Regions from separate parts of the Mus musculus genome. Here region 2 is linked to region 1. A link is a loop called in an ENCODE intact Hi-C map of the cell type or tissue named here. Cell type or tissue: left cerebral cortex. All regions are shown on one strand.

Region 1 (8,000 bases):
ACCAATCCCTGACACTATTAATGATACTCTGTTATGCTTGAAGACAGGAATCTAGAATGGCTGTCTACCATCACTTCTCTTCTCCTTTTTCCGCCCCACAACTCCTCCTATGTCCCTCCCCTAATTCCTCTCAAGTTCATCAAATTCGTGGCTTTTTAAGGGTTTCTCTGTGTAGCTGTCCTGTAATTCACTCTATAGATCAAACTGTCCTCAAATTCAAAGATCCACCTACTTCTGCTAAGATTAAAGGTATAACCACCACTGCCACTTAGCCATCTCTTTTCCTTTTATTATTATAGCACATATATCTAAACACATAAATATATAAATAAAACCTGCCGAGTCCATTTAGTGTTGATTGTGTGTATAAAACTAATGCCTAGACATTTCTTTGGCAAATGAATTTTAGACTCAGCATATCTTTAAACTGTACTCTTTAATTCTTCATGGGGCTGGGGCTGGGGCTTCATGGGAAAGCACTTGCATAACAAGCTTCGGACCCTGGGATCCATCCCTAGTACTATTTCCACTCCAATAAAAAGAGTTAATCTTCAAGTTTTATCTTTTCAGATATTTTATGAGATTAGATTCTCGAGTTGGAAAGTTGTATCCCAGCTCCCCCCCAAAAAAAAATCAACAGCAAATTCAAATTTTCCAATGTGCATATGAGTGGAATGAGGGGGAAGGAAGAAGAGGGGAGAGAGCGAGGAAAAGAAGCTGACTGGGGTATACTTGACGCGCCCCCAGGATTTGATCCAGGCTATACATTATCTTTCTCAGGAATATCACAAAGATATTCTATGTCAGACTCAATTGTCAGCGACATTAACTTCCATCGCTTGACTAAGGTTGTGTCTACCAGGATTTTGTACTACATAACCTCAGTTCTCTCCCCAGAGATTTATATGTGCTTTTCAAGTAGCCACTCAGAGAGTGTGTAGGTTTTCCTTGCCTCAATACTTGATAAATTTCTTCATTTTCTTATTATAAACTATTGGTCCAAAGTTTTTATTTTATTTTATTTTATTTTATTTTATTTTATTTTATTTTATTAAGGATTTTAGGCAGGGGGTTGGGGATTGTTTCAGGGTTTTGGTTTTTTGGTTTTTTGGTTCTTTTGTCCATTTGTTAGTTTATTTGAGACTGAGTCTCAATAAATCCAGAGACTCAGGATGGCCTCCAACTCACTTTACAGCCAACGATGACTCTGAATTTCTGATTCACCTTCTACCTCCCAAGTCCCAGATTACACCTTGAGGCACCATAGCCAGTTATATGTAGTGCTCAGAGCCAAGCCCAGGATTTAGGGCAGGAAAGATGACTCAGGGATTAGAAGTGCCCACGCCTTTTCAGAGGACCCTCAGTCATGATGCTCATAAGCTGTAACTTCAGAGGATGTGGTACTTCTGGTCGCTGAGGGCACCTGCACTCATGTGCACACACCCACAGAGACATACAACTCCAAACTTCATTTATTATAGACAAACACCAACTGAGCTAAATCACCAACCCTCAAAGTTCTGTCTTAGTTTACGGATTATAGTATATTACTATCAAGACGCCTTACATACGCATCCTTTTAATACATCAGAGCCTTTGCCTACTGTTTGCAAGGCTCTGGGTTCTATCTCTGGCATGAGAAGAAGAGAGAGAACAAGAGTGAGAGAGGTGCAGGTTCAACCTGCACTGTCTTTTCCCCATTTCTAAAATCAGCCACTTCTATTGGTCCCGAATCTGTTAAGTGAAGGATGGTTTTTAAGTCTTATCCATTTTTTTGTGGAACGAAAGATCAAAACCAGAGCCTCATACCTCAAAACTCTGGCCAAAGTAAATCTTTAGGCCTGTAATCCCAGCAGCTGGACGTAAAAGCAGAAGGATCAGGAGTTTAAGCTCGTTTTTAGCCATATTATAGATTCGGGCCAGCCTAGGCTACAAGAAACTCTGATTCAAAACAAAATTTTTAAAGCGTGCGTGTGTGCATGCACGTGTGTGTGTGTGTGTGTGTGTGTGTGTGTGTGTGTGTGTGTGTGTGTGACATCTGCTACTGTCCACAGCTTATGCAATGCTACAGAATCATACTCAAGCTTTGTATGTGCTGAGGAATCACTCTGCCAACTGAGCTAGATATCAATTCCCTGTATATTTTTATATTTTCCAAAAGAACAAAGAAGCAGTAATAGCCCAAACTTCTTATCTCAGCATTTGGGCATAGAAGCCAAAAGGTCATCACAAGTTCAGGCCAACCTGGTATTAATAGAAAGTTCTAGGCTGACCAGAGCTACACAGCAAAACCCTATCTCAAAAACAACAGCAAAAAAAGAAAAAAAAAGAAAAAAAATAAGAAAAATAGAGAAAAAGGAAAGGAAAGGGGGGTGAAGATGGACAATAAATTATAATTTCTACTCAACTCATTACACGCCTTATTTTAAATGTTATAGGATAAATGCCTAGATCATAGCAGGAACATACACTAATTATAGGTTCAAGTTTTTAAACGTTTGGGAGAACTTCTTAAACTGGGCCTATCTATATTTAAAATAATAATAATGATCACAAAACGAAATGCATATATCTTATGAACCAGCAAGTCAAAATCAAGTCTTTAAAGGTTGCTGGGAAATACTCGAAGAGGGCAAGACTCCATCCAAATGCATATGGTATTTGTGATAAAAAGAAAAAAAAAAAAAAAAAACCTCTAAGTCCCACCTGCCCAGGAACTAGGTAACTCTCTGGAATGCTGGGAATTATAGATCTTGGGAAATAACAAAACCTCATGGGAAAGTATGATGGCCAATAGGTTTCTCCTTATAGGCTCCCTGTAACACGTGACTTGAGGCCATTCTCAGACGGGGAATTCTTGCTTTAGATTTGACCCAAAACAGTGGAGTTGTTTTTTTCTAGTGATTCGCAAGGTTAACAATGGGAGGCTGTGTAGGCATAAAATGCAAATGCTTCTGGGAGAGGCCACATCACAGCCAGCACATGGGAACAAGGGTCTGTAAAATAAACAGCAAACACCAGTCCAGAAATGGATGATACCTTAAAAGATGATCTAAGTAAAACTTTCAGGAGAAGTAGAACAAATGAAAGGCATGCCATTGTCCCAAAAACAATAAAAGTGTATTTCTTTATTCCAAGCAGCTACCACCGTTGTCCCGTGCCTTCGAATACAAAGTAACATTTGAGGTTTTTTTGTTTGTTTGTTTTGTTTTGTTTGTTTGTTTGTTTGTTTGTTTGTTTGAGACAGTCTCACTATGAAACCCTGGCTGGCTTGGAACTCTCTATGTAGGCCAGGTTGGCCTGACACTCACAGAGATCCCCCGCCCTCAGATTCCCGGATGCGAGGATTAAAGACCTGCACCATCACCGCCCCAGACTGTCTTGTGGTGGTGGTGGCTGTGTCTGTTTTACACTGCCCATCATTTCTAGAAACAAGTGATTGCAGCTCCAGCTGCCGGCGTGAGGGTTAAAGCCCGTTCAGGCAGTTGAATCTCTGAAGAAGACAGGGTGCAGTGATTAGGAGGGCCAATGCTATCCCTTCACGCCTTTGGCTTATTCAGGTTGCTGGTGTTGCAAACCCATTTCTTTCCCTCAATGAGGGCGCCATCTGGTGGGAGAAACGGGCAAAGTGAGGCGCCACTGGGGAAATGCAAATCCAAAGTTAATCAAATAAACTAGCCACATTCTGAGAACTCAAAGGCCACATGTTGCTAGTGGCTACAATTCCAGAAAGTACAGACATAGTATCATAGAAAGGCATTGCCTGGGAAGCACTTCAGTTCCAAAGACTTTACAGGTGGCTTTTTGAAAGCTCAGATGCCTCAAAATGCGTGAGCTGGAGAGACTATTCAGCAGTTTTGAACTCTTACACACGATCAGAGTTTAGTCCCCAACAGTCATTCACATGACAGTTCCATTATAGCTCCAGTTCCACAAAATCTGATGTCCTCTTCTGGTCAGTGGTGATTTCAATGGGAGCGGCTCCCATGTTTGAACGCTTAGTCCCCAGCTGGTGAAAGGTTCGACTCAGAATGCAAAGAAAACAAGGTGCTTATAACTGTGTCTTTTGTAACATCCCAGAGCTAGGAAGAGACGATGTCAGAACGGCATCTGTCCATTCATCTTAAAGACCTCACTGAACCATGAAGTCCAACTTACAAAGGCTGACCCTGAGGAGAAAGTAGAGAGATGGACATACTTGAGCACAAGGGTCTCAGAGGAGGATATTCTTTCCTATGAGAGGGAAAGATGCACAGCCATGAAAAGACTGGGAAGAACCTCCTGCCTCACATCCTGCCTTTGGTGGTCCTGGGAAGGGGAGAATAAAAGACTACAGAGGGAATGATGGCATTGTTGTGATGGTGGTGGTTGTGGTTTTGGTTTGCTTTTTCTCTTTTGTTGTTGGTTTTGGTTTTGGTTTTGGTTTTGGTTTTGGTTTTGGTTTTGGTTTTGGTTTTGGTTTTGGTTTTGGTACAGGGTTTCTCTGTGTAGCCCTGGCTGTCCTGGAACTCGCTTTGTAGACCAGGCTGGCCTCAAACTCAGAAATCCACCTGCCTCTGCTTCCCAAGTGCTGGGATTAAAGGCATGCGCCACCACGCCCGGCCGGTTTCTCATTTTTATAGGATTGAATTACATTTTTTGTAAGACCAAGAGAGGGAAACAGGATCTTGAAAAATGTAGGAGACATGGAAGAGGTTTTTAGCAGTGTCATAAATGCTGAGTGAGTAGGGAGAAGGGTAGAGGTGGAACCGAGGCCAGGGTCTCAGAATAAAATGGGAAGGTGCAGGGGGTAAGGGAGAAGAAAGGAGACAAGGAGGAGAAAGATAGAAAGCCACAGGAAGGAGATGCCCTATGGAAGTGTCTCCTACAGTTTGCATGAGGAAAGGGAGGCACTTGCTTGCTGTGGTGGTTATCTCTATCAGCTTGATACAACCCAGAATCACGTAGAGGAGAGCCTTAATAAGGGCTTGCCTATATTCAGCCTAGGAGACTGGTCTGTGGGGAACTGTTATTATTATTATTATTATTATTATTATTATTATTATTATTATTGAGACAAGGTCTCACTGTGTTGCTCTAGCTGCCCTGGAACCCACTAGGCAGACCAGACTAACCTAAAACTCACAAATATTAACCTGCCTCTGCCTTCAGAATGTTAGGATTAAAGGCATATACCACCATGCCTGGCTGGGGAGCTATTTTAAGTATGTAAGTTGATATGGCAACGCTCAGCCCATTTCACGTGGCTCCTTTTTCCAGTCGAGGGATCCTGAACTGTATTAAGAGTGAAAAATCAAACTAAGCACGAACAAGCAAGCAAATGAGGATGTATGAATTCATGCCCCTATGCTCTTGAATGTGTATATGATGGGACCAGCTGCCTCAAACTCCTACTCAAGCTCCTGCCCTGCAGGGATGGACTGTGGCCTGGAACTGTAAGCTAAATCCTTTCTCTCCAAGAGTCATTTTTTGTCACGATGTTTCATCACAGCAGCAGATAAAAAGCTAAACACTAGAGTGCAAATGTAAGAGGGCTCTTGGAAAAAAAAAAGCATTAGACAAAACAAGTATTTTAATGCAAAATTTTAAAAATCAAAGTCGAAAATAACAACCCAAATTTCAAAATATTAAGTACAGACAGTTATAAACAGTACAGTGAGACCATTATTTTCCATTGTTCCACTGTTCTCAGACCCATTCTATTGAGTTCCTTACATACGAGTTTATAAGGAATAACAGTAGTATACAGACCAGTAAAGAACAGACTTGGTATACAGTTACAGTTGAGGACTGTTTACATGGTAATAAATTGTGGCATTCATGCTTTCTTAGTTACTATTTATATTTCTATTTTCTATTGATAAAATCAAGACAACTTATAGAAAAAAGTTTGTTTGGGCGTGCGTACAGTTTCAGAGAGTTAGAGTTAAGACATCATAGAGATGAGCAAAGGAGCAGACAGGCATGGTGATGGAGCAGTAGCTGAGAGCTCAAATCTTGATACATAAGCACAAAGCAGAGGGAGGGGAACTGAGAATGGTGTGGTTTTTGAAACCTCAGAACCCAGTAACACACCTTTTACAACAAGGCCACACCTCCTAATCCTTCCAAAACAGTTCTACCAACTGGAGACCAAGTATTAAAATATCTGAGCCTGTGGGAGCCATTTCATTCAAACTACCACATATATATAGGGACCAACACCTCTGGTTTTGACCAGGATCCTATATGGTCCAGCAGAGCACCAGGTAATTGACATTGACTTCCCTTAGTCCCATGCCCTTCCATTAGTCTAGGTCACTCATTCTGTACCAGGCACAATTGAGATCACTGAGGAGCTAGCCTGGTCTCAGAGAAGAAGAAGACTTCCCAAGGGAATTAGTTACTGTTGCCGTGCTAGAACACCATAGTCATGGCAACTTATAGAAGGGCTTATTTCACTTATGGTCCCAAAGGGCTAAGAGTCCATCACAGAGGGAAATGTGACAACAAGCAGACATGGTGCCTGGAGCAGCAAGCAAAGCGCTCACGTTTCAAATGACAGGTAGGAAGCAGAGAGAGCTAACTGGAAATGGAGTCTGGATTTTGAAACCACAAAACCACCCTCCTCCAGTGACATACTTCTAGCAAGGCCACACTCCCTAAGCCTCCCCTAAGCAGCATCAGTAACTGGGCCAAGTATTCAAATGTCTGAAATTTACTGGTCATATCTCATTCAAACCACCATACCAGGCCTGTAAGAATCCTATCTTTTGAATGGGATTGAGCCACCAGTTGCAGAACCATGGAACCATCATGGTCATTGTCTGAGACTCCACATGTCTGTGGATATATGACCAGTCAAGAGAGGGGTAAGCATTGAGAAGTACAGGAAATGTTGAAGTCCACGAAATGGTCTGAGACTTAGTGGTCTAGGACAGAAGCCCACTCTAAACACTGGATCTCCAGAATCAGGGAGTAGTCCACAGGAAATTGATCTGATGCTTACTTAGTTCTTGTCCATAATCGCAGCTGGGGATCCTGTTGAGGTTTTGTCTTTTGCTGTTATTGTCATGTTAAATGCTGGGCCCCCAAGATATGGAGTCTGCACCTAGCTTCTAGGAACCTGTCCCCAGCTAATTCTGATTGGTAAATAAAAGTGTCAACAGCCAGTGGCTGAGGAGATGAGAGACAGGGTTTAGATTTCCTAGGCTAGAGACTACAAGGAGGAAGAGAAAGGCAGAGCCACCGTGCCTTAGGAGAGTGTGCAGGAGAAGAGAGAGGAGCGGACATAGTACACAGACATAACAAATTAAACATAAATACTACAAAACATTAAACTTCAACAAGTAGTACATATTCATGTAGTTTTTATTCCAATGTCCCCATCACAACCCACAGTTACTAGACTCGCAGTATAAAACAGTTTTCATCCCCAAAGTTCCTCCTGTGCCCACATATCAGCATCCCACTGATTGTCAGAAACAAAACACTGACTGTGCAACTGATAAAGTTTTAATCAAAGGGATGTGGTTTAGAAATATATTTCCAGGGCTGGTGAGATGGCTCAGCAGGTAAGAGCACCCGACTGCTCTTCCGAAGGTCCTGAGTTCAAATCCCAGCAACCACATGGTGGCTCACAACCGTCCGTAACCGTGATCTGACTCCCTCTTCTGGTGTGTCTGAAGACAGCTACAGTGTACTTACATATAATAAATAAATAAATCTTAAAAATATATATATATTTCCATCTAGCAACCAAATAAAATTTATATTCAGAGGTTTCTAGTGGGCAGAGATACAAATTTCATTACCTACAGGAAAAAAGCAAAGTTTAAGTGTCCACTATTGGGTTGGTTTGAACTGACTATGCTCAGGACACCAAGAGCAAGAAGGACTGATTCCCCATCCTCACCATAACCCCCCCCCCACCACCATAAAAGCCCCTTACCATTAACTCCACCACCATAAACCCCTCCTCACCAAAACTCCTGATGTGTTAAAATTGGGGCTCTCGTCTG
Region 2 (8,000 bases), 1.2 Mb before region 1:
AGTAATTCCAGTACCAGTGGTTCGGTTCTGATGGCCTCTTTTGGCTTCTTTGGGCACTTGCAGGTACATTTCACACATACATACAACAAAACATACATATGTAAAATAAAAATATGAAAATAAGTCCAGTTCTCTTTACATTTTTTGGTTCTCTGTATTTTATTTGTTTTATGTGCTTTCCAATTCTCAATTTTAAGGACATTTATTTACATGTACATGTGTGATGCTGCGGTACACATGTGGTAGTCAGAAAATAACTTTTGGAAGCTGATTTTCTTTTTTCCATCATGTGGGGCCCAAGGATAGAACTTAGGTGGTCAGGACTGACAACAATTGCCTAAATCTGCTGAACCATATCACTGGCCCTCATCCTGTATATTTTCTTCTGAGACAACACCACTAAAGCTTCTTAGAAGATATCAGTTAAGAATATTTTCTTGCTATACCCCTAGAAGTCCAGCTTATCTGCTGGAGGACCTCAGAACATATGGAGAATGATAGCTGGTCTATCTTTTCTGTATCAGATATACTTAACAAAATTCCACTGGATTTTAGTCTCCACCAATTTTCATAGAAATTTCACTTAGCAGATGTAGAAATATACCTTCATAATTCCCAGATTTAGAGACCTTTCTGATGGCCACTAGTGGCCATTAGTTGTACCCCTCCCTGTCCTCTCTTGACTGGCAGTGCCTTAGGCTGCTTATAAGAACCAGAAAGTTGGGAGTTAGTTATTGGGCCACAGTTGATGTCTTAAAGAGGTATGGTTCTCCTGCTAATTTTTTTCTTTTGAGATTTATAACAGTAACTTATCACTAAAACATTTTAATAGTCACTTAGGATGTGACTACAGTTTAGTTTTAAGATGACTATGGCCTCATGTCTGTCTGTCTGTCTGTCTCTCTCTCTCTCTCTCTCTCTGTGTGTGTGTGTGTGTGTAAAGGTCGGAGGTTTTATGGTGTGGCTTGAGGTCTGGAGTAGTATTTACCTACAACATAGTTATTATGTATTTCTAATTCATCCCACATGATAACAAAATAGTGACTAATACTGAAAAGTTCCTGTCCTTTATAAATGGGCATTACAGAAGAAAATGGGTCCATAATTCATTCAGTTCCTAAGTCCAAGAGAACATCGGTGAGCATTAGAAGAGTATGTGCCTGCCTGGTTCTGTAGCACCATACAGCACCGAACTACATGACGCATGCTTTTGCTTTATGCAGGAAATACATACTCATTTTCTTAAAGCCAGAAACTACTTAACCATTCTCTGAACTTCATCTGCTATTATCTAGACTCTCTAATTTTTCATCTCTATTTGTTGCTTCCAAATGTAAACAATTTTACATTTTCCAAAAGGAAAAATATGGAAATCGACCTTAGCTGATGCCTGGGGGCAGTCTCTCTCTCTCTCTCTCTCTCTCTCTCTCTCTCTCTCTCTCTCTCTCTCTCTCTCTCTCTCTCTCCCTCTCTCTGTGTGTGTGTGTGTGTGTGTATGTGTGTGAGTCAGGAGGCAGGGCACAAACTGTGAGCAGCAGAAATGGTTTGTAAGCCTTTAATGAGTTGTGCTTTGGAGTTGTTGCATTTTTGGATTTTAGGAATCTCTTTTTTTCTGCTTTTTGGGGGTTGTGGGTTATGGTTGGGATGGGGATGGAGGTGGGTCATGGGGGAAAGTTCCAAGGAGAATCTTAACACGAACTTGTTACAGTTATTTTTGTCTTTTTTGAATTGCAATCTTCATTATCTGGAGACCTATGGGCACTGTGAATACTTGAAGGGGATGTATAAACTTTCTCATTTTTCTCGACTCTCATCTTTCTATCGACCCAATTTTCACAAGTCAGAAAAGGCTCAATATGCCCATCAAACCTTCATCGAATTTTCTTTAGAAAATTCAGCGAAGAAAAGGAGAAGGAAAGTGAAAGGGAGACAGAAGGGTGGTGGGGAGAGGAGAGGGTGTTGAGAAGGGGAAAGAAGGAGAGAGAAAATGAAAGAGCACTAAGGTTTGCAGAGGCAGGTTCTCAGGACAGCCACAGAGTGGAGCTGCTGGCTCCCACTGGCTCTGGGAGCTGCCAATCCCAGTGTAATCCCGTAAGAATTTCTCCCTGGTTTTATCATGGAGTCCTGGCAACCTCCTTTCCCCCAGTAGCTGGGAGGAACCTTGAGGGCCAGGCTAGGAAGGGAGGGAAGGTGGGGGCGGTAGAGGCGGAGGCTGAGCAGGACCAAGACCAGGACTAGGACCAGGGAGAGGACGCGGAGATGGGTGGGGTGAGATCGAGGGGAGGACCCAGGAGGCGGCGGCGCATAGGAGGGGCGCTGCAGCCAAGCCACCAGCCTAGCTGTAGAGTGCTGTACTCCACATACTCCTGGAGATCCAGCCCCGCAGATCGCGCATCCCTGCCGCCGTTCGCCTTTAGGCATCCTAAACTTGAGCGGCAGCTCGGTTTCAACCGATCGACTGCTTGCTTCAAATCAGACAGCATTGCGACCCAGACACCGGAGTCCGCCGAGTGAAAGCACAACGCAGAGTAGGACAAGACCAAGAAAACAGCCACGCGAAGCAGCAACTCTAGGTTGGGAGTGCAGAAGCCAACAAGTGAGAAGGCGCCGCGTTTCCGGGGCGCAGCTAGAATGCTAGAGCAGGCGCCAGAGAAGACAGCTAGAGTCGGAATCAGAGCCCAAACCTCTCTCCTGGAGGCGGCTCAGCTTCTTTCTTTTCTAGACCTTCTTCGGTTGCGCTGGGCTTCCTTTTATCCGGGTAGGAGCCACATCCCTGGGGAATATGCAGCGCGCGTGGATCCTGCTCACCTTGGGCTTGATGGCCTGTGTGTCCTCAGAGACGGTGAGTGGGCCCAGCCGGGGAAGTGCACTGTTAAGAGTGTCCGGGCAAATAGAAGAGCCAGAGGGTAATTGGGGGATGCTACCTGGGGGATCTGCCAACCCTGAACGTGGGGCTGCCTAGGATCTACTGAAACAAATGAGCTTGCTTTTCAACCACTTGCCCCTGGGCTCTTCCTTTTCCCTCTTGCACAATTGAGCTGCTACAGGGAGTTACCCAAGCCATGTCTTCAGGGGGTGGGAGCACAAGACTTGGAGGTTAGGGACCCCACAGGTCCTTAAAGTCATTTCCAGCTTTCTGCCTTGGGGGATTTTATGGTGTAGTCTAGGAAGGACAGAGGGCTAAAAGTTGCAGGTTACTAGAGCACCACTGCGGGCCAGGAAAGGATCCAGTAAGCTCTGTGTACTGGACAAACCCCAGGGATGAGTTGGAAACTTTGGGGAGGATCTGTTCCTCTGCACACATCCCCCTACTCCAGGCTTTGAGCTTGACTGAAGGCAAGTTTAGGGAGATAGGGTCCATATTAAGGAAACCGAGAGTATCAGGAGTGAAAGTTTCTAAAAGTGCATTTGTTTAATGCTCCCTGTGGCTGTGGCAAGGCGCCTACATTAAGTAGAGATGCAGTCCTTGGTCTATTCTGAGGCTCCTGGCCTCATCGAGCTTTTGGGAACAGGCCTGGGCTCTCTGGTTTCTGGGATCTTCCAGGAACCCTCCGAGTAGAGCGAAGCCCCTGGCTGTAGAAGAGAGATGTAATTTCTCAAGATTTAAAGATGAGGGTGCTTGTGACATTGCTTTGGCCCTCAGATCCTCCAGCTGCTGGGGGAATGTAGATTTTTGTCCTGCCAACCTCATACTCCTTTGGATCCCATATTCCCATGAAACTGTCTTCTTCCACTACTAGCTTAGGCTCATGACTAGTGTGCCAGCCCCTATTTAGGCCACTACAGCTCTATTTTGGCAGGTGGAAGTCCAAGCAGCTTCTATTGACATGCAGTCCCAGGGCTGCAGGCTCAATTAGGGAGTCCTCCTCTTTTCTTTACTCTTGTTTCCTATGCCATTCGTTTGGCATCCAGTAAGTTGCCCAATTTGAATTAATAAAAAAGCCCTTAGCTGGGTTGGATAATCTCCCCTTTTTGACCCTTGGACGATTGGTAAACCTTTTGGCATTCAGGAGAATAAGGACATTTGTGATCAGCTATAGAGTGGGGGCACTGCTGTGTGGGCTAGAAGGTCATTGTACAGAGTTCGAGGCTGGGGAATTTAGAATTGGAAACTGCATAGGATAGTTGGGTATTTGAGCGATTATGATGTAAAAACACAACTCTGAGACTTACCAGAATTTCTCACAGCAAAAAATGTTTAATCCAATGAAATCAGTAATCTCTCTTGGCTAGTTCTGAACTTTGGTGTGCTGTAAACTAAATTGGAGCTAGTCTGTGTGTATTTCAAAGGAAACAAAACAACACAAAACAACAGGAACCATTGCATTACATAGCTGTGCAAAACTGGGCAAAGGGAAAGCTCAACTGAATTATTGTCCAGAGAGAATCTTGTAAACTGAGCAGAGTTGGGGACCTTTTCTTTGCAGAACCTGGTTCGGAGATTTGCTAGGAGAAAAGCCCTTGGGAGCTTCTGTATGGCTTTGATAGCTTCTTAAGACCTGGTGGGGTTTGCTGTTGTTTGTTTACCCTTAAATGTGCTCCTCTCCTCTCCCTGCCTTATTTTCTCTGAAATCTCTTATGTTTGGGGCTCTACCATTTTCTCAGTTCAAAACAGAATTGAATGTTTTTCAAAAGAGCAGCTTTATTGGAAAGATTCTGTTTTGAGCCCTTGCACTATCATTCAAAGGGTGATTAAACATTTTTGAAATGTCAACTTGAGAATCCTACATACAGCCTTTGTTGGGCAGTGAGTCAGTCTTTCTCAGTAAAAGCTGTTTCCAAACCCAAACCAGCTAATTGTCCATTTACATTGCTTTCCTGTCTCTATTTGCTTCACCTAGAGTGGTATAAATATACCCAGACTTGAAAGGCATGATTTTTTAAGTTAGCTATTACAGAACATTATTTCCAGCACTTTGTATTTTAATTTGGAAACCGCTGTAGCGTCCTGGATTTAAAAGTAGTGATTGTCTGAGCTCTGACTCCTTTTGGCAAGAGTGGAGAAATATCAGCAGCTAGTAAATTTTTTAGTTTTATACTTAGCTCAGAGTGAGAAAAACTTCTCAGACACTAAGATTCAAAACTGATTGGGCAAAAGAACTAGGGGTCTTCTTGAGGACACGGAGACAGCAGGAAAGCCTGTTCCTAGGGACCCATTCATGCTTTCCACTGGCAGCTGAAGACTTTCACTGCTGGAAGGATGGTGAAGGGAAAGGGACAGCAGTGATGTGTTACTAGGCTCCTGTCAATATTTTACATGACTGTTTATGTTAGAAATAACACAGTACAGACTGCTGTAAACATATAATTTGAACTGGAAATATGTTTAAGGAAAGGAAGCCTTTTAAACTGGTGGAATTTTATAAACATGCTTAGATGTCTGTAAATTAAAAGAAACTGTTAAGTCACTTGGAGCCATGCATTACCTCAAAAGGCACTGTGAAAGCCAGGCTCTGGAAAGTTTGCACTAGAAAGGAAATTAAAGCTGACATACTGTAGCCCTTAGCAGTCTTTCTTTAAATGCATTTTTGTCAGTTCTAATGGGACAAATTACTTATGCTCTGACAGAAACAAAGGCTCTTTATGTTTCAGTTCAATATTAGCAGTAGAGAGGTGTCATTTAAGAAGGAACACTCAGAAAATGGGTGTTAAAGAAGGAATTTGAGTATGCCTTTCAACTCTTTCTTATGGGAACTGGAATGCCTTTTTCATTTCATTAAAAATGTTAATTAATAAGTAGTACTTTTGCATATTTATAATATTTTGATTCATGTATGCATTGTATGACATTTCAATCAAAGTAGTATATTTTGTTCTGTTGTCATCCTAACAGTGGACTGTGTTATGTGGTCAACTGAAGGGCAACTAGGATAATCATAAGTTGGGAAAGAATTTTAAAAGGTTAGTTAGTTTTTTTCCAAAAGAAAAACTAATTTTCAAGCCTTCAGAACACCTCCAGACCTGATCATAGGTAGTTTGGAATCTTCTAGGGACTGTCTATTCTGGGGCTGACCTGGCTAAACAGAGCCCAGTCAACTCTGTCATCAAGGATTACAAGGAGTCTAGTCAAGCTATTGTGCTATTGGTGTGCCTGTTGGTTGTAATCCAACAGGCCCAGTGAGCAGAAGCTGTCCTTCCTTTGCCAGAAAACCAAATTACAAGATCTCGCCCATCTTTCTCTCCTTCCCAAGGCAGAAAGAAGGCTTGCCATCTTTCATACCCAGGCCAAAAATACATCCCAGTATCTCAAAGTCATCTCCTTCTTTCATGGAGTAGGAGCCAATGAAAAGTCTCAGAAGAAAGCCTACATCATGAAGAAGAGCTTTGACTGAAAACAAGGCCATCATTTTTTAACTTTTTAGGTTGCCATAGAGTTTTATTTCTAGCCTGGAATAAAATTGACTGGAATTTTGAAGAAATCCTTGATTCATTCATTTATCATGGTTCCCATCTATACCCTGCCTTTAAACTCACCAGGGTATTGACCCCTCCTTTTACTCAGCAGGTGGGTTTCCTGCTATGTGCTGGAATTAATCAGTGAGCAAGCCTGCAAATCCTCTCCATCTTCTTAGTAGCTGTATAGTTACCATCCTTGGCCTGGTGCTCGTCTGCTCTATGGTTTGCCCTTTGTTTATCACTTTGAGATGTTGGCTGTGGTCCAGAAACTACCTTGTGTACTGGTCGTCGTTTGGAATCTGCATTCATTGACCAGATTTGTAAGCTGTTCCATGCTAACACTGCTTCCTGGTTACTCCTTCTTGGTTACTGTTCTGATCCTTCCTCAGACATAGCTGAATTTAAGCATTCCCCCTTTAGTATGCTGTTCATTAGACCTCCTTTAATATTCTGTTCATTCCTCCTTTACTATTCTGTTCAATAGCTTTTCATGATTGTTCCAGCCAAACCTCTTTTATGCTCCTGTAAGTAACCAGACAGACTGACAAGGTCATAGGAAGTACATATAAATACAAATCTTACAAGTTTATCTCCAATTTTTGCAAGCAGAGCCTCAGTGTGTGTGGCTGGATAATTTGTATCTTTTACAAAGCATCTCTGATGGTTATAATGAGTCAGCTTCCCCTGGGAATCACAGGTTACTCCTTAATTATGGACTGTCCTGAATCCCATCCAGACCTCTCAGCTGTGACTGGGTTAGAGCAAAGCTAGTTTCCCTTGGGAAGCCAATAGTCCTGGGTTTCTGTGACAGTGCTTGCCACTCATCTATTATGGCCAAAATCACACAATGTATAAAGCTCCAAGCCACTTAAAGATGCATTTCTGTAAGTGAATTGGGCTCCCAAAATAATTTTATGCCATGTATTTTGACTGTGTGGAGGGTGCAGTTGGTGCATCTAGGAATAGCAGAACATACGACATAGTGTTCCCGCGTTCTCTCGACCGGCCAGGAAGAACACAGCAAACCGTAATCTTCTGCGGCAAAGCTTTATTGCTTACATCTTCAGGAGCCAGAGAGCAAGAAAGCAAGAAAAAGAACAAGAACAAGAAAGCAAGAGAGAGAAAAAGAACAAGAACAAGAAAGCAAGAGAGCAAGAATGAGAAAACAAGAGAGAGAAAAAGAATGGCAAAACCCCGTCCCTTTTAAGGAGAATTATCCTCCGCCTAGGACGTATTACTCCCTGATTGGCTGCAGCCCATCGGCCCAGTTGTCATCACGAGAAAGGCAGAACACATGGCGGGAAAACTGCCCCTGCACGTGTGCAGATTATGTTTACCACTTAGAACACAGCTGTCAGCGCCATCTTATAATGGCAAATGTGAGGGCGGCTCCCAACATCTCCCCCTTTTCTTTTAATAAGAGCAATAGGCCACCCATATTAATGAGAGTGGAGATAGAGGTCAAATCCCCAGTGTGCAGGTAAAGGAGCCATGTACAGGATTAGCTCTTAGGCTCACAGGCTTTTACCCAGAGCAACCCTGACCTGCTCCCGTGTCGTTTTTCCTGGGGGAAGGGAACTAGGACACTGAACCTTCATGAAAGA

The links. Hi-C counts contacts between places; a loop is a spot of excess contacts. Peaks named below come from ENCODE experiments on the same cell type or tissue, not always from the same donor. Only the 100,000 strongest peaks of a DNase experiment are listed, where the experiment ranks them.
Region 2: it touches region 1 in a loop (9-fold over the local background); 4 of 42 quality-filtered maps call a loop at or near these places.

What each region holds. Positions count from the first base shown.
Region 1 is chr15:34,018,574-34,026,573 of GRCm38, forward strand. Gm41290 (a long non-coding RNA gene) reads right to left here. Exons shown (of 3, transcript XR_875114.2): 2 at 7,963-8,000; 3 at 3,587-4,169. Among named protein-coding and RNA genes, the nearest start is that of Gm41290, 15 kb to the right of the region's middle. In left cerebral cortex, a CTCF peak has its summit at 3,614 (motif pointing left); a DNase peak (open chromatin) is centred at 3,599.
Region 2 is chr15:32,776,589-32,784,588 of GRCm38, forward strand. It overlaps the pseudogene Gm32618. Among named protein-coding and RNA genes, the nearest start is that of Gm41289, 7.4 kb to the left of the region's middle. In left cerebral cortex, CTCF peaks have their summits at 2,157 and 2,359; DNase peaks (open chromatin) are centred at 1,872, 2,283 and 3,823; H3K4me3 peaks cover 2,946 bases; H3K27ac peaks cover 807 bases.